Linked DNA regions of Homo sapiens: region 1 is linked to region 2. Evidence: chromatin contacts called from ENCODE Hi-C or POLR2A ChIA-PET data. All regions are on one chromosome and are shown on one strand. Each heading gives the region's core, a stretch centred on a gene start or an enhancer-like site at or near the end of the contact. The rest is flanking DNA. Distances are from core to core; before and after follow the strand shown. Region 1 overlaps LOC105373438 (a long non-coding RNA gene). Region 2 overlaps LOC105373485 (a long non-coding RNA gene).

Region 1 (3,180 bases), core at 253-2,752, 35 kb after region 2:
TCCTTAGTGCATGTACATATGTACATTGATACACACATTTTGAGAGACGGCTTCTCTATATTGTTGAAAATAAGAAAGTAAAACTAACCTTAAAATAAGCTATGGCTTCCCATTTCTTGCAGGGTTAAGTCCAAAAACTTAGCATGGAATATATGGCTCTTCAAATATTGAAGCCTTTTTGTTTTATTTCTTAGAGCTCCTCCTTCTCCCTATTCTGCATATGATGCTTAATTGTAACTGAACTATTGCTATTTCCCCACATGTGCCACACCTGCCTCAACCTTGCTTTTGATTAGCCTTGAAAACTCTTTTCCAAATCTCCTTGGTGTCATAAATACCTTAATGTTGTTCAAAAACCAGCATAGATCTCACCAGGGACTTCCCCACCCCTCTATTATTCCAGGGTTAAATATTGTCATTTTGCATTATTTTAATAGCAGGTGGACAGTTTCCTAAGGAACCCAGCCAACATCAGAGAAGCTAATTTGCAGAAGGCATATGTTGCCAATGAACCAGATGTTGATTCTTATTAATTTAACAAAAATAGGTTTTAAGGAAACAACAGTCTTGAACATATACAATGAAAAGAAATATACTTTTCTTATGTGTGTATGTTTGAAGTAAACCCTCATACATTTTTGTGTGACTAAGTCATACTAACAAAATCAAATGTCATAATTTCATGTCTTTTATATATTTTTATGTGATCTTAGAATGATAAATTTGATGAGATCCTTAAGTCTAGCTACCTCTTCTTTGCCAACATTATAACCATTTTACATGGGAGAAAATGCCCATGAGGTCAGGTAAATGAAGTATTTTGCCAAATGATCATACAATTGTGAAATTATACAAAAGGCTCAGAATATAAATCTTCTGAGCCCCCTGTCTAGTGTTCACTCTGGCCTATCAACTATATGAATGGGTATAATATGCAAAAATATAAATTTACCCATTGTGCATTACCCAAAGTTAGCCAGACTGGAGGCTAAGGGCACAGTATATCAGATGATCGGGTCTTCCCAAGACACCAATGGCAAGCTGGAGGCTTTCCCAAAACCACTCTCAGTTTTGATAATTCAGCAGAAATTTCAGTAGACTCACAGAACTCACTGCAAGCTATAACACTCACAGTTACATTTACTTCAGGCAAAGGACACACATTAGAAAGAAAGGCATAAGGTAGAATATGGCAGGGGCCTAAAGCAGAGTTTCTGCTTGTCATCACGCTGTGGAGTCGTGGATGGCATTGCTGCCTCCCAGCCACAATGTGTTACAATATCCAGAGATTATTTCCAGTCAGAGAAGCCCACACATGCTACAGTATTCAGAGCTTTTACTGGGCCTCTATTATGTAGGTAAGCACAATTACTTTAATTATTGCTTATGTGGTTGAATTTAGTCTTCAGCATCTCCCTTCGCCATAGGTTGGGCTGATACCTTGTGGGCTAAAGTCCCAACCTTTAATCACCTGGTTAGTCTTTCTGGTCTAGCCAGCCTCCTAGCCCTAAGATTGTTGCATGTGGTCCCGGGGTTTACTCAATGAGTCACTTTTTAAGCATAAACTATGAGGTGTGGTTAAGGGGCCCGTCATGGGTAACAAAGACACTCTTATGACTCAGGAAAATTCAAACTTATAGAGGTTACCTCCCAGGAGTTAGAGTCCAAATTTCTTACTATAAATACACAGGATCAGATGATGTGTTAAGCTGTTCTTGTGTAGCTATAAAGAATTACCCATGACTGGGTAATTTATAAAGAAAAGAAGTTTAACTGGCTCACAGTTCTGCAGGATTTACAGGAATCCTTGGTGCTGGCATCTGCTTGCTCTAGTGAAGCCTCAGGGAGTTTTCAATCATGGTGGAAGGCAAAGCAGGAGTAGGCACTTCACATGGCAAAAGCAGGAGCAAGAGAAAGTGGGGTGAGAGTGGGTGCCACGCACTTTTAAAATGACCAGATCCTATGAGAACTTTCTATTACAAAGACAGTACCAAGCCATGAAGGATCCACCCCCATGATCCAAACACTTTCTCCCAGACCCCACCTCCAGCATTGGGAGTTATGATTCAACATGAGATTCGGGCAGAGACAAATATACAAACTATATCAGATGCACAATATATATGCATCAATAATAATAACGCATCATCCAAATATATAACCTTGACATGTGATTTTTAAAAGTTATATATTTCATTTATGTGTAAATGTAAACATATTCTATCATTGCAATTCTCTATAGATAGAACATGGTTACTAATGTCCTCAATATAAGATAATGGGGAGGAAAAATTGTATTCTACTCCCTATGTTTCCTCTATTAACATGATGATAACATGATATTTTAACGGAAGCAGAAAGTCCTCCATTAAAATGACATTTCTGTGCTCTCTCAGGCACTTTTTCAGCACTCCTAGGTGAGAAAGGGTGACTTCTTGATTATTGAGTGTGATTGAAGCAGATGGACATGCCTGGCTCAGACCCTTCCAAGCTAATTCTTAGATTCTGCCTAACCCCCAAAAGTATGAAATTTCTACTTTTCTAGAGACAGGCTTCCATGAGTAAGGTGGTCACACATTCTGCTTTGCCCAGATAAGTCAAAGTTTGTCCTTTCCTGGAGCCTCATCCAATTTAGAATGTGTACTGATTTTTTTTCTTATAAAGTTGTATTATTAACAGCTTCAGGAAAATAAGTGACTATATGTTTGACAGACCAAAACTTGTCTTTTTTCTAGCTTCTGTCGTAATCTTACCTATTAGTGTCAGAAGTAAATTCTAAGTGAACAGAGCTCTCATTTAGCACATGGATAAATCAGAGTTGACCAGTGAGCAAGCTTCTCTCTTGAGTAGCCTTTCTCAATGTCAGTACCTCTGGCCTCCCTTTAAAGTACACCACACAGGAGTATATTCAGACATAAACAGCTACAGACAGCCAATTCCTTCTAGTCTTTGAATAACGGGAGAAGTAGTTAATGCTGCTATCCCCACAAGCTACCTCTTGTATCAGAAAATGGGGCCACAGAACTTCTAGTAAGCTGTGAGATGTACAAATTACATCAGGATACCTTAGTGAAAATTTTAAAAACTTACAGTTTAGATGGAATAAGTGTGGAAAATAGAAACTGAGAAATCTAACCATAGATAAAGAGAAGATGGCAATCCTTTTGCTACAGAGGTAAA
Region 2 (2,905 bases), core at 150-2,649:
TCTGTTGTCTCACAGACACAGAAATCTAGGATGCAGATGCATAAAGTGTCAGGTTGAGAGTGGAAGTTTAATAGGCAAAAGAAAGAGAAGAGCTCTCTGTTGCAGACAGGGGTCCAGAAAAATGGGTTGCCGGATCCATGGTGAAATGCAAGGGGTTTTATAGATGCCTGGTGAGGAGGCAGTGTTTGATTTACACAGGGTGTGAAACATTGGTTGGACCAGGTGTGCCACTTGCATAGGTCATGAAAAACTGGTTGGGACTAGATGTGCCGTGTGCATAGGGTATGAATTTCTGGCCACCCCTACCATAATCTTTTATTATGCAGGCGGGTCTTCTGCCTGAGCTGTGCCATGTTGCCCGTTTCTTTACTCTACACATGGTAACAAGAAAAGGGAAGATGGAGCCTCCGTGTTGGACATGCCTGGCCCCCAGGTGGCCCTTTTCTATTGGTGCCTCTGCCAGCATTCGCCCGTGCAAGCTTCCTGCTTGATTATCTATGTTTGCAGCTCTATTTTTCAGGCTGCTCTTTGTTAGAAAAGCAATGATTTGGGGGGCTGCTTTTTGTTAGAAGGGAAGCTCTGCCAAGAACTCTGTTGCCCTCACTATCTGCCTAAATAATTTCTGCCTTCTGTATCACCAGGTTAGGTGGGTCCACTTTCCTAGGCCTTTACAAGAGGATACCCCACGAGTGTTATACATAAATCCAGCTGGTGTTTCTAAAAGGAATACTCTAATTTTGATGCTTGACTTCCCATAATTTAGGAACTTTTCAAAAGTGTCAAGCCTGGGAATGTATTTAGGGTGAAAGTGTAACTTATCTCAGACTGTCTCTAACTTCCAGGGAGCAATAGTGTGCTCAGTGTATGAGGACCAGACTTTCATAGTGTACCTGTTTGGAAGAGCAAAAAGAGGGAACACTTTTCGGTTAGAAACTAACAGGAATTGGTCTCAAATAAAAGGATAGGTCTGAATTTTTAAGCAGAAGAAACAGTTTTAATCTTAAAAGTAGGCCATATAAAACAAAACCATCCGTGTCTAACTGCCAATCCTTTGACCTGAACCTCTGCTGTGAGACAGAGGCAGAAAAACCTTGACCTAAGCCTCCAGTCCTGAGGCAGAGGTGGAAGAACCTTGATCTGAACCTCTCCTGTGAGACACAGCAGCAAAAAGACATTTTCTACAGAGCTCTTTACTTGGAGCTTGTGTCCAAAGACAGAGACCAAAGCCCTCTCTTAAAGAAAAGAGACAGTTTGAAAAACAGCCAAATAAAGTCTATATTTCAACCAAGGAGTGGGAGGTCCTAATTCTGGAGAACTTACCCAGAACACCCAGTGGGACTTCTGAAGATGCAGAGTTCGTGCTGGTATCAAGCACTGCTTTCAGGCAGAAACACCGCACCTGGTGGTGAGAATGAGTCACTCTGAATCCTGCTGACGATGCCAGATATGCCTATCTCAAAGGAACCTGCTGAGCTAAAATTAATCTATTACTAAGCAGAGTTTACTTGGGCCAAGTTTGAGGGCTGCAGCCCAAGAGCATAGATTCTATTTGTCCTGAATATACACTCTGATTAGCAACAGTAACAAGTGGATTTTAAAGGGAAAGAAAGAGTCAGTTCCTGAGGTTTTTACCGAGGATTTACATTAAAATAATATAAGCCATTGATTGGCTCAGCATTGTTCTTTGTATCATAAATTCTAAGAACATGAAGGTATTGAGTGAGGCAGTCAGGAACAAAATGACTTTAAACAATTTCCCCTAGGCATGGGTGTGGGGTGTGAGCATGACTGAATCCCATACCCACGTCTCTCTGGGTCTGCATACTTTGCAGATCTCAGACTGCTCTCAGCTATTTTCCTTTTCTCAAGTTTCACATTCTCAGTGTAGAATATTTTTGTCACAGGCTATTTTATATGTGGACATACAGAATAGGCGAAGGAACTTTTTAATACAATAAAAAATACACACAATGAAACTGGTAGTATGTATTTAACAAAAATCATATGGAAAATTAAGGTCATTTTAATAAATAAGTGACTTTGAGATGGGGGAGGGAATTCATGGGGTCTTATAAAGCCTGTAACATCCTAATGAGTTTGTCGCTTTGTTTTGGTTGCCTAATATCCATAAAACTCTCATAAATTTAAAAATCTATATATTAAAAATGTTTAATGAAGCAAAGGATGCAGAAAAGATTTTATTCTGTTACAGTCAGAAAAAGATGTCTTAGGCAGCTCAGGCTGCTATATCAAATACCATAGACTGGGTAGTTTAAACAACAATAATTTCATTTCTCACAGTTCTGGAGGTTAGAAGTCCAAGATGAACTCTGGAGGTTAGAAGCCCAGCAGGATCAGATTCTCTTCCTGGATTCTATCTGGCTGCCTTTTCATTGTCCTTACATGGTGGAGACAGTGATCAAGCTCTCTGGTGTCTCTTCTTATAAGGGCAACAATCTCATCATTAGGGCCCCACCCTTACAACCTCATCTACCAAAGGCTCTATCTCTGAATACTATCACATTTGGGGATTACAGCATCAACATATACATTTTTAGTGGACATAATTGAGTCCATAGTAGAGTGGCAATTTTAATTAAGCAAAAAATGCAGAGGAGACTATCTGTTACACTCAAAAAAGGGATTAATCCAGCATTCACTCCACAACAAACACAAAGTATGAAAAGTTGATGAATAAAGCATCCACACGTGAAAATTTTCAGTTTTCTTTTTTAAAGTTAAATGTAAAATCAGAAGTGAAACCAAGTTACAATTGTGGTGAACCCTGGAAGTAGCTCTGTTAATACCTGGGGAAAACCAGCTTGTTACTCCCAACTCATAGATTTATAGAGAAATAAATTATGGCTTAGAGAGATGTAACCCTGTTGAGATAAATAATGAGTTA

The links. A loop is a pair of places that touch in the nucleus more often than their neighbours do. ChIA-PET counts read pairs that join two places held with the same protein, here RNA polymerase II (POLR2A). Pooled maps may share reads with other maps.
Region 1: a map of GM12878 shows a loop between it and region 2 (2.0-fold over the local background). The contact joins two enhancer-like sites. A Hi-C loop is called at or near these places in 3 of 168 maps with a recorded cell type or tissue (Caco-2, Calu3 and GM12878), 12 of 37 single-sample maps with no recorded cell type and 4 of 50 pooled maps. POLR2A ChIA-PET finds 5 or more read pairs at or near these places in 3 of 52 experiments (GM10248, GM12878 and MCF 10A).

The regions. Positions count from the first base shown.
Region 1 is chr2:13,557,014-13,560,193 of GRCh38, forward strand. All of the region lies in intron 1 of LOC105373438 (a long non-coding RNA gene), which reads left to right. Among named protein-coding and RNA genes, the nearest start is that of MIR3125, 820 kb to the left of the region's middle. Within about 2 kb of position 1,503, at least 2 of the 41 ENCODE cell types and tissues checked have a DNase peak (open chromatin) inside an H3K27ac peak, as active enhancers do.
Region 2 is chr2:13,521,957-13,524,861 of GRCh38, forward strand. It overlaps LOC105373485 (a long non-coding RNA gene), which reads right to left. Exons shown (of 2, transcript XR_922814.3): 2 at 1-1,399. Among named protein-coding and RNA genes, the nearest start is that of MIR3125, 790 kb to the left of the region's middle. RefSeq lists enhancers at 627-1,826, 1,206-1,575. Within about 2 kb of position 1,400, at least 3 of the 41 ENCODE cell types and tissues checked have a DNase peak (open chromatin) inside an H3K27ac peak, as active enhancers do.